2 separate regions of the Homo sapiens genome follow, and region 1 is linked to region 2. A link is a loop called in an ENCODE intact Hi-C map of the cell type or tissue named here. Cell type or tissue: OCI-LY7. All regions are shown on one strand. Each heading gives the region's core, and the rest is flanking DNA. Links, peaks and the distances in the headings are about the cores only.

What was found. Hi-C counts contacts between places; a loop is a spot of excess contacts. Peaks named below come from ENCODE experiments on the same cell type or tissue, not always from the same donor. Only the 100,000 strongest peaks of a DNase experiment are listed, where the experiment ranks them.
Region 1: a loop joins it to region 2, with 4 times the contacts of the local background. A loop is called at or near these places in 2 of 110 quality-filtered maps.

What each region holds. Positions count from the first base shown.
Region 1 is chr7:78,301,759-78,309,177 of GRCh38, forward strand. All of the region lies in intron 9 of MAGI2 (membrane associated guanylate kinase, WW and PDZ domain containing 2), which reads right to left. Among named protein-coding and RNA genes, the nearest start is that of DDX3ILA1, 320 kb to the left of the region's middle. In OCI-LY7, for the core only: no CTCF peak of the experiment used is centred there; a DNase peak (open chromatin) is centred at 4,393; H3K4me3 peaks cover 764 bases; H3K27ac peaks cover 719 bases.
Region 2 is chr7:78,250,724-78,258,142 of GRCh38, forward strand. It overlaps MAGI2 (membrane associated guanylate kinase, WW and PDZ domain containing 2), which reads right to left. Exons shown (of 22, transcript NM_012301.4): 10 at 5,220-5,858. Among named protein-coding and RNA genes, the nearest start is that of DDX3ILA1, 260 kb to the left of the region's middle. In OCI-LY7, for the core only: no CTCF peak of the experiment used is centred there; a DNase peak (open chromatin) is centred at 4,088; H3K4me3 peaks cover 1,479 bases; H3K27ac peaks cover 2,878 bases.

The sequences.
Region 1 (7,419 bases), core at 1,424-6,423, 51 kb after region 2:
AAATTGCAATTCATTTTTCTATGCTTGTACATATAGAGTATGTGCTTAAGATCAGGGGTTCCAGAGCCAGACTATGTGAATTCCAGTCATGGCCTCATTGTTCTCAGGCTGAGTGACTTTCAGTAAGTTATTCAAACCTCTTGTTCCTCAGCCTCCCAATCTATAAAATGGGGGTGATAACAGCATGCCTATTGAAAGGGTTATCATGAGGACTAAATGATCTAATGCACGTAGAGCCCTGAGCACAGGGTCTGGCACATAGAGTGCTAGCCAAATGTTAGTGATTATTACATTTACTAGACTGTAAACCCCATCAGGGAGAACATTTATATTTTGATCATTATTGTATTTATAGCATAAAATTAGTGCCTGAAACAAAGTAGAAGCTCAATAAGTTATTGAATTACATTAAATATTAAATGACTTAGCTATTTCTTCCTATTTGTACCATTTCAAATTCCTTTCACATTCTTATTCAGTCATATGCCAAACTCAGTAGACTATGGAAAAGTTCCATATAAATGCCTTGGTCCCATCTTTACAATAGAGAAAAAAAATTCAAAGAGCAGTTTTTAATGCTTAATTTCATCCCCAAACATCTAGGGAATATAACGTGGTCACCGGGTCTGTCAGTGTGGTGAATATTTCAAATTTGGATCTCAATCTGGTGGGCAGGTGACCTAAAACATACTTTATATAGAACAGGTCCCATCTGAGATCAAGTTGTAGTTGAAATATGACCTTTAATTTCACTCTCTGCTTTCTCTATTCTGCTTCTGTGTTTCACAAACCACCTGGTTTACTTTATTACAAACGAATATAAACAGCTTCATCTGGGATCTTATGGCTGCCATCCATCCATCCACTCCCATTTATTGAGTGCCTAATACATTTCAGGCACTGCCCCTGGTGCTGAGGCCCTAGACATGAAAGGCAAAAGGCCCTTTAAGGAACTCAGTGATATCGAATAGGCATTTAAAATTTTATCATCTCTAAAACTCTTAATTCCTACTCCCCCATTCCCCACCAAGCTATTCCTTTCATAGTCTTCCCCAATTCAGCTGATGGCAACGTCATTACACAGTTGTTCTGCCTTAAATTCTTACTTTCCTCTTTGAAATCTCCCTCTTAGCACATCCATCTATTCCTTCAGGAACCAAGTGGGATATGAACAGGTAAAGAGGCAATCCTAAGTATGTGATGGAAGCTATGGCAAGATAGAAACAACCCTAACTCAAACCAGGAGGCAGGGAGGGGAAAGATTTATTGGCAGAAGTGATATTTGAACTGAGTTTTGAAGAATGAATAGGGCTTGGCCTTGCTAAAGAGCTCCCCACGGCCAGACACGGTGGCTCATGCCTGTAGTCCCAGCACTTTGGGAGGCCAAGGTGGGTGGATCATCTGAAGTCAAGAGTTCGAGACCAGCCTGGCCAACATGGTGAAACCCCGTCTCTACTAAAAATACAGTAAATCAGCCAGGCATGGTGGCAGGCATCTGTAATCCCAGCTACTCAGGAAGTTGAGACAGGAGAATCTCTCGAACCTGGGAGGTGAAGGTTGCAGTGAGCCAAGATTGCGCCATTGTATTCCAGCCTGGGCAACAAGAGCAAAACTGTCTCCAAAAAAAAAAAAAAAAAAAAAAAAAGCTCCCTCCTCCTCCTGAATCATCTGGATATCTTTAAAGCACCAGAAACTTACCATGCTCAAAATAATAGTTATCATCATCTCTCTGCATGCTCCCTCCCACCCCACATTTTTATAGTTCCAAATGAAAGCGTTGGAACTGTCTTTAACAACCTTTTTCTCCAAATCTAATCACTTGTAAAGCACTGTGCAGTCAGCATCCTCTCCTATTACCTTTAGTCTTCGTTCACTTTCCTTTTTCAAGCCCAACTTAGATTTTCAATCTTCACTCCCACAATTTTCCAGTCACTATATAAGTGCTTGGTAAATGGGAATGCACTATGCAAATGTTAGGGGTTTATTCTAATTAACACTAATTCCCTTGGTGATCTCATCTACTCCCATGGTTTTAAATACCATCTATACACTGATGAGTTCCAGACTTATATTTCTAGCTTTGACCTTTCTCTCACAATTCAGACTAAAAATCTCGCTGCCTACTCACTATCTTCACTTAGATATTGAATAGGCATTTAAAATTTTATCATCTCCAAAACTCTTAATTCCTACTCCCCCACTCCCCACCAAGCTATTCCTTTCATAGTCTTTCCCAATTCAGTTGATGGCAATGTCATTATACAGTTGTTCTGCCTTAAATTCTTACTTTCCTCCCTGAAATCTCCTTCTTAGCACATCCATCTATTCCATTAGCAAATATTGTCAATTTTACCTTCAAAAACTATCCTGACTCTTACACTTTCATTGCTCTCATACCAATCTAAAGTACTTGGACTATTGCCTTCCTTTCTGTTTCTGTTCTCCTGCAGTGCATCCTACAACTCCACAGCTTTCCAGCTCACTCAGAATAAAGTCCACATCCTTAACAGGGCTCATGCTATCTTTCTGACATAATCTCCTATCACTCTCCTTAGCTCTTGCCACTCCAGCCAAGGATGCTCCTACCTTTTCCTCTCCTGTTCTCTCTGCCTGGAAAGCTCTTTCCTCTGATAGTTGTGTGGCTTGCTCTTTCCTTTTACTTAGGTTTTTATTCAGATGTTACCTGTTTAGAAAGACCTTTCCCAGTCTCCCTGGAAAAGAGCAACACATGATTTGCTTAATCACCTTAACCCTACTTTCATTTTTATCTTATTTCTTCATAGCACCAATATTTCTTGAATGTTCTAGGTACTGTCCTGATGCTGAGAATATAGCAGTAAACAAAATAGGCAAACATCCCTTTGTTTCATGGTGCTTACTTTCCACTTGAGAAAGAAACAATAAGCAAACAAATTAAATAGCATGCCAGATGATAGTAGCTCCTGTGGTGAAAAATCAAAGCCAGGAAGGGGGATAAGACGTATTGGGGGAAGAGTAGTGGTTGCTACTTTAATAATGAAAGCTTCCCTGATAGGAGGCTATTTGAACAGAGATCTTAAAGAGTGAGGAAAGTGAGCCTCGTGAATATCTCAAAAAGTATCTCAGGTGGAGGGAACAAGTGCAAAGGCCTGTGGCAAGGTCATGTTTGATGGTTCCAAGAGCAGTCAGGAGACCAGTGTGTGTGGAATGGAGTAGCACTTCTACCACCTGCCATTATATTATAGATTGATTTGGTTTTTATTGCTGACATCTTTACACCAGAATGTTGGCTGCATAAGGGCAGTGTCTTTTTTATTTCTTTTGAAAACAAGAACAACTTTATCCTGAGAATTCAGAACTGAGCCTTGTTCTAGTGGGGACTCAATGAATTGTCATGCACTATAGACAGACTTCACTATTCGGAACCCCTTAACATGCCCCACGTGTTTTGCCTTTCTTGTCTGATTTTCTCCATCTGGAATGCAGCTCTGTCTTTCAAAAAGCCTACCCTTCAGGACACTCCAATGCTACTGCTTTAATGAAACCTCGCTTGGTTGGCTCTCAGCTAAATGTCATTTGTGCCCCCTTTGTATGGAGATAACTCTGTACTGTCGTTGCTGCTCAACCAAAAGCTCCGTGAGACAGCGAGCGTGTCTACTTGCCTCCTCAGGGTAGAGTGCCAGTGTAGCCTGGTGCCTAATCATATGTGCCAGGTGCTCAGTAAATAATGAAATAAATGACTATCTGTTTAAGGCAATGAGTTGCTTTAAGATTTACCATACTCAATACAGATTGCTACTGTGTTCTATGGTAATATGCAAAGTAACTCAAGATCCTTAGAAGTTGGTCACCATCTCAGAATTTGAAACCCCTTATCCAACTAGCAGTGTAACCATGAGCTCCAACCTCCTATGCAAGGGGGACTCAGGAATCCTCTAGAAGGGCAACTCCCTTTGCATTCTCCAAGGAACTGTATACATGAAAGAGCCTGTTCCTTTTCTTTCCAATTCAGCCATGGATTTTTCTCTATCTTTAAGCATACCTGATTGGTAATATAGTCTTTTCAAAACTAAGACAATTATGAGCTTTAGTTTAAAACATTGTTTTAAATCCACAATACATTTCTAGTCATTTATAAATAAATGTCATATCAAGGAGGAAAAAATACTTGCTGGTAACAAATAATGTGGCATAATTTTTGCTGAACACCCTTCACCTTAAATAACTTGGCCTTTCAGAGAACTCACATTTGTTCAAATTAGGAAGGAAAAAATTCACATTTTGGACAAATTGAATCAGAAAATATGAAAATACCCATTGCAAGTCGTTGTTGTGGTAACAAAGAGAAGACCACCTGTGTTTGTTGAACTGAGCTGAAGTGGATGTGCTAATGTAGTTTCACTTCATTGTTATCAAAGACTTGAAAGGCTTCTTCTTAGTTAATTGAAAGGCTAATTGGCAGGTCTTTTTAAGGACGAGCTAATCTAAGTTGGATTTTGTTTTATTTTCTCATCCAACCCCTTGTCTCCCTCTAGTCATCAGTTATGTGAGTGATGAACTCAAGCAAAGCATGTCAGATGGTATAAAATGGGTTATATGATGTACTTTTCCTAGAGGGTGGCATCTAAAATAACAGCACTTCGATAAGTTATTGTTCATTCATTCAATTTAAATCCATTTTAACTTGGCTATCACTTCACTAGTTGACACTGGTTTGTTGTCCACATTCCAACTATGTGCATAAAATAAAGTGCTATCTAGAGTGTTCTTGCCTTTGAAACTGTCATCAAGTCATTTAAATAAAAGACAAGCTGCCAGATATTAATGAAGCTTATTAGTAAAATGCTATGATGCAGAAGATCCCCCAGGACATAAAATTATGGTTTTATGCACTAATTTCAGCACCAAATGACTGTATTCTTCTTTTGCTGAAATAGTAAATGATGCTCTAAATGTTGGAAGTTCTGGGAAAGTGGAGTGGGCTATCATTTGACACATTTCACATGTTCTCAATGGCCATTTCTATCCTGAATTAATTAACATCTGAGTCCTGAAAGTCATTGGTATGGTTTTAAGAATAATGTTTATGCAATGTCAGCAGATTAAAAGCTAGTGCAAGTAACTTACAAATGAGAAATTTCTGAATACTTTGATCAAAGAGTTTTAAATCCTATTTAAAATAGTCAAGTGAACAGAGAGACGCATATGTCCAATTCAGGTTTAAACATGTTAAACCATCATTGCCATTATTTCCAGAGCACAAAATATACCCTGGAAAATTAAATTTTGTTTCATTTTCATAATTTCTGTAATCATTAGTCAACGTAAGTTGAACTATCGGAATATTAATCCCATACTAAAGAAAAGAAGAGAGCATTGACACATACATGTCATAAATTCGTCTTTGTCAGTTCTATAATTTTAGACGACTTCATGCCCAAAGGACAACTTTTGTAATACAAAAGGTAATTTTATTTACCCTTGTAAAAGTATTTTACATATTTTCACTCCTATTACTGCTATACAAGTTGTTAATTATGCAGTTAATTATTAGAACAATTAAAAACTTGTTACTGACCTTTTGGCTAATGAATTTAAATAGGTGCAGATACTTTGTGGTACAAAAGTACAAATATTTTTACTGTTCTCTGGATACTATGTCTTTGCCAGGTAGTGATAGTGTGGCTTATAAGGCTTAATTATATAGATTGCCTATTGTGAAACTCATATTATATTAGATGTGGTTTTACATATGAAATATGCATGCAGCTTCCCTGTGTACCTAGAGAGCTTATACTACAGTGTTGTAACAGAAAGAACATTACCAGATAACAAAACATGAAGCAGTAATATTGCCCCAGATGAGGTCAGGAAGGTAACAGAGCAAGTTTAGGCAGCAATAATTAGAGAGAAATTTCATTTCAGACATAGGATTTGAGGTAGACCTTAATGAATCTAAGCATAGAGGAGGAGAAAATGCCTTTCCAGACTGGCTAAGAGTTGATAACCTAAGTGCTGAGTATGTGGGAATTAATTGTACTATTTTCTCTACTTCTATATATGATTAAAATTTTCCAGAATAAAAACTTCTAAAAAATCGTTTCAGGAATGACTAGAATGAGCAAAGATGAGAGGAGTCTTTGAAAAGAGGGGCCCTCATTATTTCACCTACCTGCCCAAGCAAGGTGCTAGAGGCAGCTAGGTGAAATAATAAGGGACAATTCAAATGGGGTCAGATTTTGAGAGGCATTGGATAAGAGAATTAAAGACTTAAATTCCAGTTAGGTCATTGGGAATCAATTTGCTGAATCAAAGAGAACCAAGCTCACTTTAAATAATGGGCAATGAATTTCTAATACTCAGCATTTTCCCCTACCCTGTTGATGGTGAAATTCACTGTCAATGTTATTCAGTGCCAGTGCCATTCTAATGGGGGATGTGATATAGGAGAGCTTCCTTGTTGCTGCTAAAACTTCTTTGAGAAGACAGCATCTGGGTTGAGTCTCTGTGATTTAGGTAGGTGGTTCTCAGCCTGTCTGGACACTCTGAGGCCACCTTGAAATGGTCAGACTCAGTGATACTCAGACACTAGGAAGAGAGACCAATGTACAACAAGACTGTCAGCTTAGTCATTCGGAGTGGGGTATCCCCTTTTCTGTTCTATTTCTGCATACTGAAGTGTTTGGAAGAACAAATTAAAAGGCTTCTTATTTAGTAGGGGCTTAGAGCAAGAGAATACATATAATCTTTAAGGAGAAGGCATCTAGGCCAGGGTGAGGTCCGACCCATCTTTTTTTTTTTCTTTTTTTTTCTGGAAAGGGATGGAGGCACAGTAGTCTGCTTCTCTACACCCCATTTTCTTTGCCTACCATTTTTCTTCTGTATTACTCCCTTCCTTTTCAGGTGTTCCATTACTATATTCACACTGAAGTCCACGAGAATCTCAGAGACAGGTAGGTAGCAACCTCCTTAGGTCTATACTTGAAGTCCCTTTGTAAGTCAATATTCAGCTGAGTTAGGCATCAGTCACTTAGGAAACTGCTTCAGGTTTTCATCATATTATGTGCTGTTATTTTAGTATACTTATACTATGGGGCTTAGAATTATCAGATAGACATAATACATAGTTTATCTGGTAATTCACTCATTCACTCAAAATTCATTAACAGTACACTACGTGTAACGTATTACTATACAATTTTTCAAATGTAGTAAGTTGTTTAAAATGATTATTCAAAATCACAATGAGATATCATCTCACACTAATCAGAATGACTATTATTAAAAAGGAAAAAAATAACAGATGCTGGTGAGGCTGTGGAGAAAAGGGAATACTTACACACTGTTGGTGGGAATGTAAATCAGTTCAGCTACCATGGAAGGCATTTTGGAGATGTCTCAAATAACTTAAAACAGAGCTACTATTTGACCCCGCAATCC
Region 2 (7,419 bases), core at 1,483-6,482:
AAAAGAAATGGAATTAATAACTAAAAACCTTCCTACAAATAAAAGCTCAGACTAGATGACTTCACTGGTGAATTCTATCAGACTTTTAAGGAAGAAATAATATCAATCCTACACAAACTGTTTCAGAAGTTAGAGGAGAGGGAACACTTTCCTACTCATTTTATGAAGCCACTATTATCCTGACACCAAAGCCAGAGAAATATATCACATGAAAAGAAAACAACAGAAAAATCTTCCCCCAAACAGATTAAAAAATCTTTAACAAAATATGAGCAAACAAAATTCAGCAACATACAAAAAGAGTTATATACCATGATCAAGTAGGGTTGTTATCCCAGGAACATTAAATTAGTTCAATAACTAAAAATCGTGTTATGTAATATACCATTATTAATAAAGGACAAAAACTACCAGATCATCCCAATAGCTGCAGCAAAAACATTTGATAAAAACCAAGACCTATTGATTATTTAAATTTCCAGCAAACCAAGAATAGAAGACAACTTTCTCAACCTGATAAAGGGCATATAAAAATCCTGTCCTAAAATCAGATGTAATGATGCAAGACTAACAGTTTCTAAAACTGGTAACAAGGTAGGGATGTCTGCTCACCTCTCTTGCACTCAATATTATTCTGGGAAGTTCAAGCTAGTGTAATAAGGCAAGGAAAAGAAGTCAAAGGCATACAAATTGGAAAGGAAGAAGTAAAACTGTCTTTATTACCAGATGGTATAATAACTACATAGAATATATTATGGAGTCTACAAAAAGCCTCCAGACTTAAAGAGTCAGTTTAATAAAATTGCAGTGTACGAAATAAAAAATGAAAAACAAATGCATTTCTATATATTAGCAATAAACAACCTGAAAAGACATAAAACAATTCCATTGACAATAACATCAACAAGAATAAAATAGCTAGAAATAAATTGAACAAAAGTACAAGATCTGTACATTGAAAACTACAAACTGTTTCTGAGAGAAATTAAAGATCCAAATAAGTGAAGAGATATACTATCTTTATGAATTAAAAGGTTCAATGTTGGCAATTTTCCACAAATAGCTCTATAGATGCAATGAAACACCCAAATCTCAGCAGGCCTTTTATGTAACAAAATAATTAAAAAGGCAATCCTAGGCCAGGCACAGTGACTCATTCCTGTAATCCCAACTTTGGCGGGTAGAGGCAGGAGGATTGCGTGAGCCCAGGAGCTCTAGACACCCCTGGGAAACACAGTGAGGCTTCATCACTAAAAGAAAATTTAAAAAGCCAGGTACAGTGGCATGTGCCTGTAGTCCTACCTACTGGAGAAGCTGAGGTGAAGGATCACTTGAGCCCAGGAGTTTGAGGCTGCAGTGAGCTATGATTGCACCACTGTACTGTAGCTTATGCAACAGAGTGAGACCCTGTCTATTAAAAAAAAAAAAAAAAAAAGGAACAATGCAATCCTAGAATGTCTATGGAAATGCAAAGGACCTAGAATAGCCACATTATTTTGAAAAAGCAGAAAAAGTTGGAGGACTAACACTCTCTGGTTTCAAGACTTAATAGAAAGCTAAAGTAACCTAGAGGGTGTGGTAGTAGCACAAGAATAGACAAACAGATCAATGGAACAGAATAGGGCATCTAGAAATAAACCTCCACATTTATGCTAATTCATTTTTGACAAAAGTGTCAAGGGAATTCAATAAAAAATTAGCTTTTTCAACAAATGGTGCTAGAATGATTGGATGTACATAAGCAAAAAAAAAAAAAATGAAGTTAGGCCCTTAATTCACAGTATACACAAAAATTATCTTGACATGTTTACAGACCTAAATAAAAGAGCTAAAGGTATACAATTTTTAGAAGAAAACACAAGAAATCTCAGGTCAGGCAAAGATTTCTTAGATATAACACCAAAAGAATGATCCATATAAGAAAAAAAAAAACTTGGGCCAGGCACGGTGGCTCACGCCCGTAATCCCAGCACTTCGGGAGGCTGAGGTGGGTGGATCACGAGGTCAGGATACTGAGACCATCCTGGCTAACACAGTGAAACCCTGTCTCTACCAAAAATATAAAAAATTAGCCAGATGTGGTGGCACGTGCCTGTAATCCCAGCTACTCAGGAGGCTGAGGCAGGAGAATTGCTTGAACCCAGGAGGTGGAGGTTGCAGTGAGCCAAGATCGTGCCACTGCACTCCAGCCTGGGCAACAGAGTGAGACTCTGTCTCCAAAAAAAAAAAAAAAAAAACAATGGGCAGCTATTGGAAACCTTGTACAACAGCCATTTTAGAAAACATTCTACTTCTTAACAATTTAAATATATATTCTTCTTACAGCTGAGCAATACTACTCCTAGGTATCTACCCAAGAAAAATGAAAACATAAGCAACACAAACATGTGTATCCAAATGTTCATAACAACATGATTCATAAATGTCAAAAACTGAAAACAACTCAAATGTCCATACACTAATGAATGGACAGGAAAATGGAGTGTATCTGTACAATGGAATACTATGCAGCCATAAAAGAAACAAACACTTAAACCTCACCGACATAGGTAACTCTCACCAGCATTAAGCTAAGTAAAATATTATATACTGTATGATTCCATTTATGAAAAAATTATAGAAAGACAAAACGATTCAGAAAGCATATTAGTGGTTACCTGGGGTTTGGGAGAATTCGGGATGATGGATGTTCTAAGGATTATGATGATTGTTGCACAACTATATCATTTTAGCAACTTACTGAGCATACACTTACATTGGTGAGTGTTGTGGTATGTAAATTATATCACATGGTGTATGTAAAACACCAAATAACCTAGGTATTTTAAAGTAGCACACACTTATCCCATCTATATTAAACATACTATATATATTCATACACGTGCTAGTAGACCATAAACTTTCTGTGACTATACATACAAACAATATATTTGCTTCTGGGAGAAAGGACTGAAAGTCTGGGATAGGACAGACAATTACTTTCATTTTATACTTGTTGACATTATTTGCTTTAAAAAAGTTAAACCATGTACATTATTACTTTATAAATTAAAAACTCTAGTAAATAATTAAAAACAGCCGACCACCCATGGTCCTGATATAAGGACCCAGGCCTGCGACTCAGCTCTTGAGTCTGCTTATCTCAAAGAGGTCATAGGCACTTCTGGTAGCCCATAATAAGATAAAGTGAATTTCACCACATAAGCATGGTGCTAGTTCCTATTAATTTCAGAGAGATGAGTATAAATTGTGGGAATTAGGGTAAACTCAAGAGGTTTTCGACTAGAAGTACTTTAAGCATCACAGCATTCTGCATTTTGCTATGCTAGGCAAAAAACAAAAACCAATTCCCTCATCCCCAAACACAAACCAAATGCAAAGACCACTTTGATTACTTGTGGAGTAAATGGGGGGCAAAGGAAAAGTGAGAATGGGGTAGCCAAGCTGATAGCAGGCACACAACGAATATTTTCAGAAAAGTACAAATTACCATAATGTAAATTAGGGATTTCAAAGTACCTTTTTTCTGCTATGTCATGCTTTTAGAAGAAGCTGTATATAAAAAATGCATCCAAATTTGTTTCTATGAATCATACAGTGGATACTGCACAGTGAGTTTGTGATACCATTTAATATCAAGAACTTGGTCCAAATATTTGATTTTCATTTGGACACTATGAAGATATGGCTATTTAATTAGCAATGTTTATTTTAATCTTAAGCAATGCAAGAAATTAAAATACCTTGCCAACATTTAATTATGAGAATTCAAGTGCTATTTTGTAACAATGCCTTGAGAAGGTCAAATTTAAGATTGTTTGGCTATCATATGAATTTCCCTTTTAGTACCGGGAACCTAAGACTTTGTAGAGTGCTGCTCACAAATGCCTGGTGTTTGCTGTCCGTTTCCAAACAAGGAATCAACAATGTGATACTTCCTTGAAGGAAAAACACCTGCAGACAGGGCCAAATAAATCATAAAAGGTGCTTCTTTCTTTCAGCTTTGACAGCCTTCACTTGCATTTCAAACTGAGAGTTTCAGGCTGTTTTGAGTGCTTTGAATAGGCAACCACATGTTTGTCACACGTGTGTCCTTCATGCATGAGTTCCTCATTGTCCTGTTCCTTCTGACCCACCCATGCTGAAGCTTCGATGTTTACACTCGCCAGACATTTAGTGAGCAGATGTTGGGCTACAACACTACCACTGGGTTAGGTAGTAGTATTATCCCATTGTAACAGATGACATGGCTGAGGCTCATTGACTTTCAGTGTCCTAAGTCCACAAATTGGCAAATGGGAAAACCAGGGCTTAGCCTGATCCTTTTCCTTTACACTCTTTTTTCGAGATAGTATCCTCTTTATCTATGGCCCCTTCCCTCCCTTCTCTCTCTAGGTTCACTGGTCATCCAGAGCAAAGCAGCAGAGGTGTGGAGAAGGGGCCCTGTGCTTTACCCCATTCCCTTCCCCACAGAAAAGGTAGAGGGGAAGAAACATTCAGGGCTCAGAGCTTCTACCACACTTGGCACTGTTCCTATTTCCATACTTTGCCCGGGACACTCAGGCCAGAACTTCAGCCCTCACCCTGTTCTGTAACTTTCTTCCCAGATCATGGGAGGCACTATGGGTAATTGTTGCTAGTGCAGTTCCTGTAGTAGCAGAAGTGTCCTGAACAGCATCATTCCAAACTGTGAAAAGATTTTTCTACAGCAGCACAGCTCCCACAGCTCTCACAGTTCATGGTCCTTCTGAGTATTGTCAAGACTGTGCTTGGGCTTAGTAGGGGTTGAACTGGCTTCCACCTGCTAGCCTGGAAACCTAAGCACGATTAAAAGCGTTGCTTCCATCGTAAAAGCAGGTTTCTTAATTAAATCAATGGGAAACCAGTTTGAGTTCTCCATGACCGATACATGAATGAATTTTTGAAACAAAATACATTCATAGTTGGGGATTTAATCTTTACCCTCCAACTTTCTATCAATATGTCTGTAAGACTGAAAGAACTATTATTATTGTGTTTAATACAAAATAGAAAAAGACATATTCTGAATTCAAAAACAAAGTTTCCTTTAATTCATGTTTTTCTCTCTCACTCTTTAAGCTTTATTTTTTAAAGTATAATTTCATTCAACTCCAAGGAAATCTGCATTTTAACAATATTATTAAATGATCCTACTATTTTACCCACATATTTTATTGCTGAGCCAGTGTTTGTCTTACCTCCTCGATGGATAATCAAAGAAGTTTCACTTCCAATGGGACAGTCCTTAAGTATATCCACTACTTCTGTATGGCTCAGGTTCTGTACATTCTGCTGGTTGATCTCAACAATGAGGTCGCCTTCACACAGGCCAGGGCATCCCTGAATGTCAAGTATTTGTTTCACCCGCTGTCCTGTAGGACTGTCGGCAATAGTGAAGCCGAAGCCCTGGGCACCTTTCACAATGGTTAAGGTCATAAGTTCAGCTTGGGTGGCCCCAGATGAAGCCATAGACACATTGTCATCATGGACGGGCGGTGGATACGTGCCGTCTAGCTGACCATCAGTTGGCATGGAGTGCAGAGAATGAGGCGGCCGATCTGTTATATCTGGAACTGACTGTGAGGTCCGAGAAATGTACTCCAAATATGTTTCATAGTTGTGTCTTCCATTGACCATCACTGGAGGTGGCCTCTCCATTATTGCAAGGGGTGGCACCATGCTGTTAGCAGGGTCTTCAGGATCAAAGGGCAAAGGGTAGCCACGACACAACACCAGGTTGACACTCTGACCAATAGGAACAGACTGGAAAAGTTTGACAACATCTGCATGAGTGTGTCCAAGGACACAAACTTCATTAATATAGACAATGACATCACCTGTAAGAAAAAAAGAGATTGACAACATGAGGTAAGTTCAATTAACATTGACATAGAGAAATGGAATTATTTACGAGACTAGTGAGAGGTGTTGTTTCTTAGTAAGCAGTGAGAAATCAATTAGAATAATACTTAAAATCACTGTGGGTGACTCAAGGTTACAACAGGACTGCCAGCAAATACAATGATGAAGTGCTGAAAAAAAGCTATTTGGTTATTCTTGAAGTTCAGAAACAACTTCATATTCAGAAACAAAGGCTCTGAAAGAAAAGGTTAGAGGAATGTGTACCTTGAAGAAGCACATTCTCTATGCTTCTTTTTCATCTTATATTCCATCTTCAGTGTAATTCAGTTAATATAATTTTCGAACTATTGAGAAGTAGTGGTCATGAGTTTTAGACGAAAAACAAAGCCCTAGCATATTTTTTTTTGTATAAGTTGAATAAGTCAATTGCCTTTTTTCTTTTTTATGGAACAGAAAAATATTTGCCCATTTATTTTTTTCCATCTATAGCAGGTAATTACAAAGCTTCCATGTATATGCGAGCAAAGGTCAAGGGTGCAGGTTTTGGGATTAGGGAGCTGGGTTGACACCTTGGCTCTACTATTTAACAGATACATGATATTGACCAAGTTCCCTGCTTTGAGCCACAGTTCCTCATTTGTAAAGTTGTGAGAATGAAATGACATAATGTAGGAAAAGTACTTGGCATAGTGTATGACACACAGTGCTCAATAAATGTGGACTATTATTAATATGATTGTTGTTAAAATAGGATGGAGGAGATTTGGGTCCCTTGGTTTCAAACAGAAAGTTGCCACAGTTCATCCTCTGATCTTAGATAAACTAATATTTCTGTGGATCAGTTTCAATAAAGGCACTTGTCCTTTCTCCCCAGTGAACTATCACAGATTTTCAGAGGTCTACTGGTTAGAGGCTAACTTTATGATTAGAAATGCTCTGAATGCAAATTATCCATTATAAAATATATTCAGAGAAATATTTTTTCCTGCTTAAAATGCAGAAAATCATGGCTGTTTGAGATAAATGTTTTTTTAAAAATTTCAATTATGTATGAATAACAATTTTATTTTTGGAGAACTATTTTATCATGGATTGGTATTTTTATCTTCACAAACCATAATACTTGAAAATTGAGCTTGCAAATTGAGATTGTGCCTGACTATGCTGAGGAGTATATTAGGGATGAAGAGACATGTTTTCACAGATCTTGAAATAAGCAACTCAACAGACATCAGTTTATCAGAATAATTCTGGAATGGGAGGTACAAATGGCTAGGGATTTCATTCTGAGACATCCTTGCCCAGCAAGCTTGCAAACGTTAAAAATGAAAAACAGAGTTGAACTTTTAGAGTTGACAACTTTTCTGGTCTTTTGTAGGTGTATAACATAAAATGAATAAAACAATTAACAGCATTGTCTTAATTAACAGTCCCTCTTCCCAAATTGACAGAGAGGCCAAGCAGACATTTTCAGGGATCCAGGTTAGGTCTGCCTCTAGAAAATGTCACAACCTATGTGATTGGTCAGATGGAACT